2 separate regions of the Mus musculus genome follow, and region 2 is linked to region 1. Evidence: chromatin loops called from intact Hi-C (ENCODE). Cell type or tissue: heart. All regions are shown on one strand. Links, peaks and the distances in the headings refer to the core of each region. The heading gives the core; the rest is flanking DNA. Region 1 holds the start of Zic2 (zinc finger protein of the cerebellum 2). Region 2 holds the start of Clybl (citrate lyase beta like).

The links. A loop is a pair of places that touch in the nucleus more often than their neighbours do. Peaks named below come from ENCODE experiments on the same cell type or tissue, not always from the same donor. Only the 100,000 strongest peaks of a DNase experiment are listed, where the experiment ranks them.
Region 2: a loop joins it to region 1, with 2.4 times the contacts of the local background. A loop is called at or near these places in 1 of 42 quality-filtered maps.

What each region holds. Positions count from the first base shown.
Region 1 is chr14:122,472,814-122,478,179 of GRCm38, forward strand. It overlaps Zic2 (zinc finger protein of the cerebellum 2), which reads left to right and starts at 2,571. Exons shown (of 3, transcript NM_009574.3): 1 at 2,571-3,934. The coding sequence starts at 2,863. It overlaps 2610035F20Rik (RIKEN cDNA 2610035F20 gene), which reads right to left and starts at 2,386. Exons shown (of 5, transcript NR_045046.1): 1 at 2,090-2,386; 2 at 1,635-1,789; 3 at 180-364. In heart, for the core only: no CTCF peak of the experiment used is centred there; no DNase peak of the experiment used is centred there; H3K4me3 peaks cover 2,734 bases; H3K27ac peaks cover 485 bases; H3K27me3 peaks cover 4,286 bases.
Region 2 is chr14:122,179,158-122,184,523 of GRCm38, forward strand. Clybl (citrate lyase beta like) reads left to right here and starts at 2,537. Exons shown (of 8, transcript NM_029556.3): 1 at 2,537-2,624. The coding sequence starts at 2,569. In heart, for the core only: a CTCF peak has its summit at 2,736; a DNase peak (open chromatin) is centred at 2,484; H3K4me3 peaks cover 1,459 bases; H3K27ac peaks cover 1,557 bases.

The sequences.
Region 1 (5,366 bases), core at 196-5,195:
AATGGGAGGAAAGAGGACCATTTCCTCTCTCCAGCTTCTAGGAAAGCTCATGATTTCGGTCAAGATGCCTTTTTCTTGTGGTCGTTTCTCCCGTCCCCCTTACCAAGGAATGGGGAACACGGAGGAAACAGAGGGAGCCTTGGTAGAAAGGTTGGCTCCAACAGTTGAGCCAGACCCACCTAAGGTTTGAGAGGTTGTTTGATCAGGCAGGAGCTCATATTCATTGCAGCAAATCTCAACAAGAGTCTTCTTCCAGCGTTTTTGGTGATTTCATTTCAATATAAATTTCGAAGTATGTTGTTATTCTCTTGCGCGAATTTTATCTCAGTTTCCAGAGATTTATTAATAAAAGCAGTTCTCAGGCCTGCGAAAGGTGAAGGAAGACGATGGTCACGGGCTGAACCTTTACACTTCCCCAAACTCTTGGCCCGCAATTCCCTTTCCCATTACCTCTTACCAATCTGAGGGCGGTGGGACAGCCATGTTCTTAGTGGGAAGCCAGCCTGGGTTCGAGGGCGGCGCTTGGGAAGCTTTGCGGTGGCTTCACCAAAGAGTGACACTTACCGTAAGCCCCACAGTTTATTTTTTCTGAGGCCCTGATTCTGATACGGCAACAGCCAAATTAAGGCCTAAACCTTGCTTGATTCTGGGCATTCCACTTCCAGAACCAATGTGGCTGTGGACCGGGTCAGGAGGTATCCACCCGGAGGGAGACACTGTCTTTAAATGACGTCTAAACTGCCCCTCAGGGTCTGCTGCCTAGTTTACTCCTGTAATCTGAGCTGAACATGAGCGGCCAGGGCGGGGGGTGGGGAGGTGGGGATGGGGTGGGGGCAGGGGTGAGCTAAGTGCGCCCAGGGGCAGGTGGGGACCACCGCCTGGGATGGGGGCGGTGTATAGACGAATGTCCAGGGAGTGGAAAGAAGGGATAAGTTTGACTATCTGTGTCCACCATCCTTCATCCACGCTTTAACGCCTCAAAGCAAATTGGTCAAGGTGAGAATGGAGAAAGTAGAGTGCCTGTCCAGACTGGGAAAGACCTGTCCTTGTCAGGAAAAGTCTCTTCGCTCCCTCAGGGTCTCGGGCTTGGTGACTCTATAGCTAAGGGTGCTTTGGACTAGAGTTCCCGGATTTTTCGGTGTACTTTGGTAGTGGATGCAATCTCTGGGGAGTTGGTGGCCTCTGACAAAGTATACGGGAGCAGGATCGGGCGGAAGGGGACAAGACCCATAGACCTGGCACCGCGTTAGGCTCGCAGCTGAACTCTTGAATTAGCCGGCTGGTGACGGGAGCCACAGAGCCAGACGCGCGAACGAAACCCTGCATGCTGGCAGGCCCAGTCTATGGGTGCGTTGGGCCGCTGCTGCAGCTGCACAACCCAAGCGGGGCTCAGGGAAGGTGGGGCGGGCTGGGCGAAGGATTGACGAGGCCGTGATGGCCAATAGCGGTTTCTGGAGGGCGGGATGGGCGGGAGTCCCCGTTAAAGGGGCGGTGTGACCAGGAGGCCGAGCCTTGGATAAGGAGGGAGGGATACCCGGGCGGGAGACCCGGCGGGTACGCGGGGGAGGGGAGAGGAAAAGGAGGGGACAAAAAATAAAAAAATAAAAGGCTGCTGCTGCGGCCTCAGCGCCCACCGAAATAAACAGAGGCGGTGGCGAAGGCTGCCCACTGCAGCCGCGAGAGAGGAAGAACTCGTGTTGGCCTCCTAGCATTTGCTTGTGCCGAGGACTTCGCTCTGTCCTCGCTGATGCGAGCACTCATTCCCGGACTAGCGCCCAGAACAGATCGGCTGGAGGAAGGGGGAGAACCAGAGAACACTTTTTTATTGTTGTTATTGTTTTTCAGACTAGCCTCACCCTGCTCCCCTCCCCCTCCTCGCCTTCTCCCCTCCCACAGTCCCCCCCTCCCCTGCTCCTCCCCCTCCCTCCTCCTCCAGCCCAACTTAAAGAAAGAGGGGACGACGCGCCCGTTTCCTTCATCTAGGGGAATTCGTGACCGCTGCAAGTTTACTACTCCGGGCGTCGCCAATGCCAAGCTCGGAGGGCCAAGAGGGCTAAACCCCCGCAGCAACCGCGAAGCCGAACAATACCGGCAGCGCTCTGGGCGGCGTGAGCAAGGCCTCGGGGGAGGGAGCGGCCACCCGAGAGCGCCGTGGACTCGACGCCTAGCCTCCTCCTCCCGGCTGCCCAGCGCCCCTGCGGAGATCAGGTGGAGCGGCGGGTGCGCCAGGCTCTGGGGCTGGCGGAGCTTGTTGCTGTCCGCTCCCTGCCAGCTTGTGTGCGCACAGCCACTGCCCTAGGGCACTGTGGCCCCGCAGCCGCGTTGACTTCATTCGGCGGATGCCGCTGATCTCAGCCAGGCTCCTGGTCCGCCGGCAGTACAAGGCAGCTAGCGAGTGAGTGCGTGCGTGCGTGCGCGCGCGGGGGCGCGCAGGGGTGGGGGCCGCGGCGCTGAGCTCGCCCTCCGGCGGCCCCCCTCTCCTCCGCTCCCCACACCTCCCTCCGCTCCCTCCTCCCGCCCGCCCTCCCCTGCCCTGCCCGCCCGCCCCCGCCGCAGCTCCTTTAATACACTTTGGTTCTCCGCCTGGCTTTGGACTCTTCTCCTCCTCCACCTCCTCCTCCCGCGCCTCCTCCGCCGCCGCCTCCTCTTCCTCTCCGCGCCTTCGCTCGGTGCCCGGCCGCCTGAGGCAGATACAGGCGGCGGCGGCGGGCGCACCAGCCCGGCTCCCGAGACTGCAGTCGCCAGTATTTCCACCGCCGGTTCACGGAGCCGGGCGTCCAGAGGACGCGCCTCGCCGATCCGAAGAGGAAATCCAGGCGGCGGGGTTCACCGGCGCCGGCGGGGCGGCCGGGCGCGCTGGCCATGCTTCTGGACGCGGGGCCGCAGTTCCCGGCCATCGGGGTGGGCAGCTTCGCGCGCCACCACCACCACTCGGCCGCGGCAGCGGCGGCTGCGGCGGCCGAGATGCAGGACCGCGAGCTGAGCCTGGCGGCAGCTCAGAACGGCTTCGTGGACTCGGCCGCGGCGCACATGGGCGCCTTCAAGCTCAACCCCGGGGCACACGAACTGTCTCCTGGTCAGAGTTCGGCGTTCACGTCGCAAGGTCCGGGTGCTTACCCGGGTTCGGCTGCTGCAGCCGCTGCGGCCGCGGCTCTAGGGCCCCACGCCGCACACGTTGGCTCCTATTCGGGGCCTCCCTTTAATTCCACCCGGGACTTCCTGTTCCGCAGCCGGGGCTTCGGGGACTCGGCGCCGGGAGGCGGGCAGCACGGGCTCTTCGGACCCGGCGCCGGCGGCCTTCACCACGCGCACTCGGACGCGCAGGGCCACCTTCTTTTCCCTGGCCTCCCGGAGCAGCACGGGCCGCACGCCTCGCAGAACGTGCTCAATGGGCAAATGCGCCTAGGGCTGCCGGGCGAGGTGTTCGGGCGCTCGGAGCAATACCGCCAAGTGGCCAGCCCGCGGACCGACCCCTACTCGGCGGCGCAGCTCCACAACCAGTACGGCCCTATGAATATGAACATGGGGATGAACATGGCAGCGGCCGCAGCCCACCACCACCATCACCACCACCACCCTGGTGCCTTTTTCCGCTACATGCGGCAGCAGTGCATCAAGCAAGAGCTCATCTGCAAGTGGATCGACCCGGAGCAGCTAAGCAATCCCAAGAAAAGCTGCAACAAAACTTTCAGCACCATGCACGAGCTGGTGACCCACGTCTCTGTGGAGCACGTCGGCGGCCCGGAACAGAGCAACCACGTCTGCTTCTGGGAGGAGTGTCCACGCGAGGGCAAACCCTTTAAGGCCAAATACAAACTGGTCAACCACATCCGCGTGCACACTGGCGAGAAGCCCTTCCCCTGTCCTTTCCCGGGCTGTGGCAAGGTCTTCGCACGCTCCGAGAACCTCAAGATCCACAAAAGAACTCATACAGGTAATCGTGGGTCAGCAGTGGGAAGAGGCACCTCGAGGAGAAATAAATGCACAGACTGAGCGTGTGTGTGTGTGTGTGTGTGTGTGTGTGTGTGTGTTCGTACGCGTTGGGGAATGACCATCAGCCAGGGACCTGGAATGGGAGAGCGCAGGACAGCCAGGGCTTGTTTTTGTTGGAGGATGGTAAGAGTATTATTAGACTGGGATTTTTCCATGTGCGGAAATTGAACTTTTAAACGATCAGCGTAATACCAAATATATGCTTGGAGTGATGCGATTGCCACCCCCCACCCGCCCGTCCTGCTCAATATTTCCGTTCTAAATAGAGCGCACAAAATAAAACAATTCGGCTCTAGCTCGATGTCCGGGAAGCGAGCATAGCAAGGATTTTGCCAGCTTGTCTGACTGAGCTTTTCTGCCCCGAGTGGATTATCTATTTTTCAGAGGCTCGTGTTTCCCCCATTTTTTTTTTTTTTTTACACAGGGTCCAAACGTCCTTCTCAGGACTGTTTCCCATTAAATGAATCTGGTGTGAGCCGAAGCTGTAAAGAGGTTCTCATTTAAAAAGTGTTTTTAAAGCCCATTTTGGGGTGGGTCGCAGGGGACTGACGGTGGTTTGTCAGCAGTTTGTGAGATTCTCTAATGGGCACCAGAGGGTTTGTGATTACCAACTTCGACCCTCGCCTGGGCTAACCAGAGCCCCAGGCAGTACCGCCCCGCGGGGCTATCGTGAGAGGAGACGCAAAAGAACGAGCCTCTCGCCTCAGATTATTCATCTTCGACCAGGTCTCAGCCAAAATCGCAAAAGACGATTTGCTAAAAGAAAGCCAAATGTTTTAGCAACTTCCCTCGTCAATATTTACTCCGAAGTCGGGATGAGCCAGCGGCCTATTGTTCTCTTTTGGGAAGGGAGGGAGGCGAGGTGCGAGACAAGCTTTTAACAAGGTTTAAAATTTGAGAAATTTATTTGCATGAAATGCCCTGTGTCTGAGCGGTTGTCTTTAAAAAACAGTTTAGGTGCTAATGGAATTTAACGTTAACTGGTTCCCTTTCCAAGTGGAACGACGTTTGAGTTCTCACACCTCTAAATGACTCCAAGCATTTGGAATCCTGGCAACAGGATGTAGGAACCTCCAGAAAATTAAACAGGGAAAATTTGAAAGGTTTTCCTGACTCCAACCCCTAACCCATTTGCTGAGAGGTACAATCATTAAAAGACTACCTTATCTCTCATGTTTATTTCCTCCACCCCCCATTAAAAAAAAAAAAAGACTGGCGATTATACTAGGATTATGATTAACTCAATTTGCAGAGTTTTTGGATGATAAGTACTGGCTCAATCAATCTCCATATCCCAGTCTCCAAACAGCTCACAGCATCTCCAAATATGATTGCCTACTGGCTCCAAAGAGGAAACGACAGCAGCCCAGCCG
Region 2 (5,366 bases), core at 233-5,232, 290 kb before region 1:
GGAGACAAAGCAGAGACCATGGCCTAGAAGGTCTACAAGGATCGGCACCGGCCTTCTGATCATAGGGGATGCTGCAGCGTGGGTTGGAAAATCATGCAGTCAGAAAATCAGACGTCAGGCCTTCCGGAGCAGAAGGGTATTTTAAAGGTTATGTAGTCTAACTTCCTCGACTTAAAGAGTGGGAGCTAAGGCCCGGCCGGCTCGCGATGTGGCCATTAGATATTCTGCATTTGGCCTAAATCTGAGAGACGTCTCTTCCTTTCTCCCCAAGGAGCCAGACGCAGCCATCACCCTTATCAAAGGCAGCGCTGGCCGGGAGCGCGGCTGGGAGGGTTTTGTATCTTAGCAGCAGGAGGCAGCAATGATCTCAGAGCCAAGTTCTATCTGTGCCACTGCTTAAAAACCATTCCACAGAACTTCTAATAGGCTTCTTTCTAAGTGCGCCATTCTGAAGTTTGAAACCAGTGACACCGGCCCGCTCAGCCTTTGAGACTCAACTTTGGTGAGAAAACCCTACATCCGGCCAGACAGCAAAAGGAAGGAAAGAATGGATTGTGATAAAGAGCCTTTGGGGTTCCTAACCAGAGAATAAAGGGCTTCATTTTCCTAATGGGTCTGCCCTTTCCCACTGGAAAGTTATTTAAATGTTACAGCAAACAGTGAGGTTGATCAGATATTTTCAGCGGGCGAATCCTAGGAGGTGTTCTGTAGAACCAATACAAAGCTAGATAGTATAAGACAAACAATGAAGGTTAATTGAGTTTTCACGATAATTACAAGGCCATGTGGTGAAAATATAACTCACTTCTATCTAGGACAAATGTATTTGTGAAACAATGCCAAGATTTCAGCCACTTAGGGCCAGGGTGTAGCTCAGTGGTAGATAGAGCTCCTGCCTGCCTGGCTGAGGCCCTAAATTCTACTCCCGAGTATATTATTAAAAAAGGCATTTAGGCCACTTAAACCTGGGCCCAGGAGGTTCTCAGATCCCTGAAGTTTTATGCCTGCTCTACTTTGCCCTGAAGTCTTTCACCCTCCCAACCCGTCTTCCCCCACTACCTCCCCTCAATCCCTCTGACCCCCTCAGGTGCAAAACTTGCAATAACTCTTTTGTGCATGTAACTGACGCCTTACGTGACTTTTATTGATAAATAAAAACTCAAGGCCGGGCGGTGGTGGCACACACCTTTAATCCAAGTACTTGGGAGGCAGAGGCAGGCAGATTTCTGAGTTCAAGGCCAGCCTGGTCTACACAGTGAGTTCCAGGACAGCCAGGGCTATACAGAGAAACCCTGTCTCAAACAACAACAACAACAACAACAACAACAAAAGTTTTAAAAACTCAAACCCCCAGACCTGTGTTTTTACTGGTGGATGGATGGCCATAGAGAAGTGTAACAGGACAAAGAGTGTGATCTAGTATCTGGAGACAGACAAAGCTTGCCTGCTCAGTCTCTTAGTACAAGATATAGATGTGTAAATTAGAGATGGAATGGGTGTTCCTGATACTGCTTTGTCTCAGGCTCCATTTTGGCGGAACAGACTGGGGCCCGCAGTGGAGACAGGAAAGTGGGATGGTCCTCACTGGGTGCAGGCAGGAGAGGTCCGGGTGGGTGTGAGGGGGCCTCACAGAGGGTTTGAACAGTCTGCCCTGTTGGTATCATAAACTAAGCGATAACTCAGTCTTGCAGATATTCGGCATCTGTGCTGCCACTCTGGCTACAAAGGACTTCTGGGGTCTTTTGTTTTTGTTTTTCGGGACAGGGTTTCTCTGTGTAGCCCTGGCTGTCCTGGAACTCACTCTGTAGACCAGGCTGGCTTCGAACGCAGAAATTCTCCTGCCTCCCAAGTGCTGGGATTAAAGGCGTGAGCCACCACGCCCGTCTGGGGTCTATTTTTTAATCCAGCTTCCGACAACGACTTTGAGTGTCAATTCAGAACAAACGGAACGTAGTGACCACCAAAATCAAAACTGCAGAGGTAGAAGACAGAGGAATGGTGGAGGGTGGAGAGTGGAAAGGACCAGACACTAGGTAGGGCACCACTGGATTAGGAAAGACGACCGATGGCAGCTTCTCTCAGTTTCCGGAGACCCGCAGGCATTGGGAAGGGGCCTGTGTGGGTCCCAAGCCTGCACCTTTTCAGGTAGAGCCCATTTGCTTTGACCACTTTTAGCTTATGCACCATCGCAGGCTCACCGACTGTGTTAGGGGCACGTTGATAATAAAAACAGCAAAAAAGCCCCTCGGAAACCTAAATCTTCTCTGCCAGAGAAAACCCAAGTTTCTCTAACTCGTTTCAGAAGCGGGCGGAGCATTGGGTCACCAAAGCCTCCGCGCAGAGCCGCGCAGGGCTCGCAGAGGATTGGAGTGGCTAACGAGGGCGGGCGTGGTTTTGGAAAGAGAAGCGTTGCATGGGGCCTCGCCAGCAGAAGCAAGGTGGGGCTGAGTCTGGCTGGACTGGCCTGGGCTGTGGCAAGCGGGGGGCCGGGCTAAGCCTGGTAGGGCGGGCGTGGCCGAATCCAGCTAGGCGGGGCGAGGGCGGGGCGTAGGCGGGCCAGTCGGGAAGATGGCGTTGTGCGTGCTGCGGAACACGGTTCGTGGAGCGGCGGCGCTGCCCAGGCTGTGAGTTCAGGTTCTCTGTCCCCGCCACGCGGCGAAGGCGGTAGCCAGAGTGGTCTCTGGAGCCTGCATGGGCACTCTAGCCCGATACCTCTGTGCCTCCGGTCCTTGACCTCTGCCAAGGTCGCTGCGGCTGCTGCCTCCCAGTGGGAGGGCTTTGCGTGGACCCGGGCAATGGGTACAAACGTTACTGGGTTGGCAGGGCTGTCAGCATCTGGCATGTACCGCGCTAACTTAGGGGCGCTCTGGAGTAGCTGAGACGCTCACCCCACCTATGTGAAGCACAGTGGTTCCCAAATGTTGTTCTCTGGACCCACTTACCCAACCAAGAATGACTGAGGGTTCCAAAAAGCTTTTGCCAAAATCTGCTCATGAAAAACACTGAATTTTTTTTAGGTGAAAAGAGCATATATTTTGAAGTTTTCTTTGGTTTAACAAGAGACTTTAAGTCTTACGTCATCAGCTTTGGAGTAGATATTTGAAAAGAATTCCATGACTTGGGGAGTGGAGGCAGGAGGACGCAGGTTAAAGGCTACACTTAATCTACATAGCAAGTTTGAGGCCAGCCTGGCCTACATAGCAATACTAGTTGGTAAAGGAACTGTAGATTGTCACAAACAGTGACCCTCCCTCATGACACTTGCCTATCTGTTAACTGCACGTGTCCTGAGTTCTCCTTTAAGGTGTCTTGCCTATTGTGAGGAAACAGGATCAGAGACTGTCTCAAAGTCCCACGGAGCGATGGAGCCAGAGTTCACAGTTTAGCGTTTTTTACATCTTTTGTGTTGTGCTTCATGATTTACCCCAGACCCATGACAGGACCCATATGGTCTTAGGCACCTCATTTTCTCATCTGTGGCCTTGCACCCTGGCTGGAGGAAAATCACTCCTGGAACCTGAGTGGTGGTAAGGGAGGGGTCCTGGGCCAGCCCAGAGATTCCGTTTCTGAAGTGTGAAAGGACCAGTCCTGACCGCACACAGTCACCACTTCTAATAGGCTTGGAGCTTAGTGTAAACTCCTTTTTATCACCACCACCCTGCCCCCCATACCATGCATCATCTCTATCAAGGGCAGGTACTTGGCTTTAGTGAGCCAATTGTGCTAGTGTGGTCCTAGTAAACCCACCAGAGGATGTAAGTGCTGTCTGGGACCAGTAGGCTACTTCTGGAGGCTCCTTGCTTATTTTCAGAGTGTCTGAACCATTGCTGAGCACGCAGGGGCCATTCAAGACCAGAAATCCTGATCCCTGTTTCTGACCCACCAGCGTTTGCCCTGAGCTCTAGACTGTCATGTTATTCATGCAGTTCTCTGTGGCCATGCTGGATGTATATGAATTACTCCGCTTTCAAGGAAGGGAGCATAACTCACTTGACAGAGCCAAGAAATATAGATGGGAACACACACACCTATCAAAGTTGCTACATAGAACCATCTGTAGCTATTTCTCAAGCTACACATGAGTCCTTAGGACGCTTCCAGGTCTAACACATCACTCAGGGAGCAGTCTAACTTCTTCCTGAGGCTTGTCAGTAAAGCACCGGCCCAACTGTAAGGAAGCTCCTGCTGTCTACCACGCAGGCACTTAATTGTTCAGTCCTAGCAAGCATATGATTTATTAGCCCACACCCATTGGGAAGATGTCCACCCACTAGAAGACAGTGCTTAGACTCCCTCCAGCCTCATGGGCTCCATTTATTCCTAGAGTTGCTTAGGTCAGCACCCTTTTCTTTCTTCAAAGCCCTTTTGTATACAATTGGTGCTTTTCTTGGTCTGCATTCTTTCCAGGTACCCTCTACCCAACAGACGATTTAGTTTTTACATTTACTTTATTTAGTGTGTGTGTGTGTGTGTGTATGAATGTTAGCACGAACATACTGCAGTTTATGTGTGGCGGTCAGAGGATCATTTTCAGGAGTTGATTTTCTTCCACCCTGGGCTCCAGGGATGAAAGTCAGGTTGTCAGGCCTACGTAACATATAGTTTTATTGCTGATCCATCTCATTTAGAGTGTCAAAGAATTTGAGCCATACGGTGTATAGTCTTTTTAGATTGGGTTCTTTAACAATAGGCATATACAATTCCTTCATGTCTCTCATGACTTAATAGCTCAGTTCTTTGTATTGCCAAGTAGTATCCCATTGTGTAGCTATACCACAGTTGGTTTAGACAGTTCGCTGTTGAAGGATATTTTAGCTGCGTCCAGTTTTTGTTGACTGTGCAGAAGTCTTCACATGCGTTTGTGTGTAGACATAATTACTGAGGAATGTGACTGTTGAATTGTCTCAGAAGGCTGTGCTTAGCTTTATGAGAAGACGTCACAGTAGCTGCACCGTCTTATCTGTGAACGAGTGTGTTACTCTGCTGACTCATCGTCTGTCATTGCTGGTTAAAGAACATTCAACAATTCTAACCGGTATGCGGCTGTGGTATCTTGTTTTCGATTTGTTTGAACCTGAAATCCCCTTAGATGATGCTGTGGTGGTTTGGATGAGAGTGGCCCCCAGAGGCTGATATAGTTGAACGTTTGGTCCCCGGGTAGTGGAACTGTTTGGAGAAGATTAGGAGGTGTGGCCTTCTTGGAGGTGGTGTGTCATTGAGGTCAGGCTTTTGTGCTACCTTCCAAATGGTGATTTGCCATCTAGTATATTCATCGTACATATGCCCCAACTATTTTGCCGATTTCTTAATTGTGTTGTGCTCGATACTGTGATACAGTAAGAATGTTTATTTGGTTTCTGTCCCTG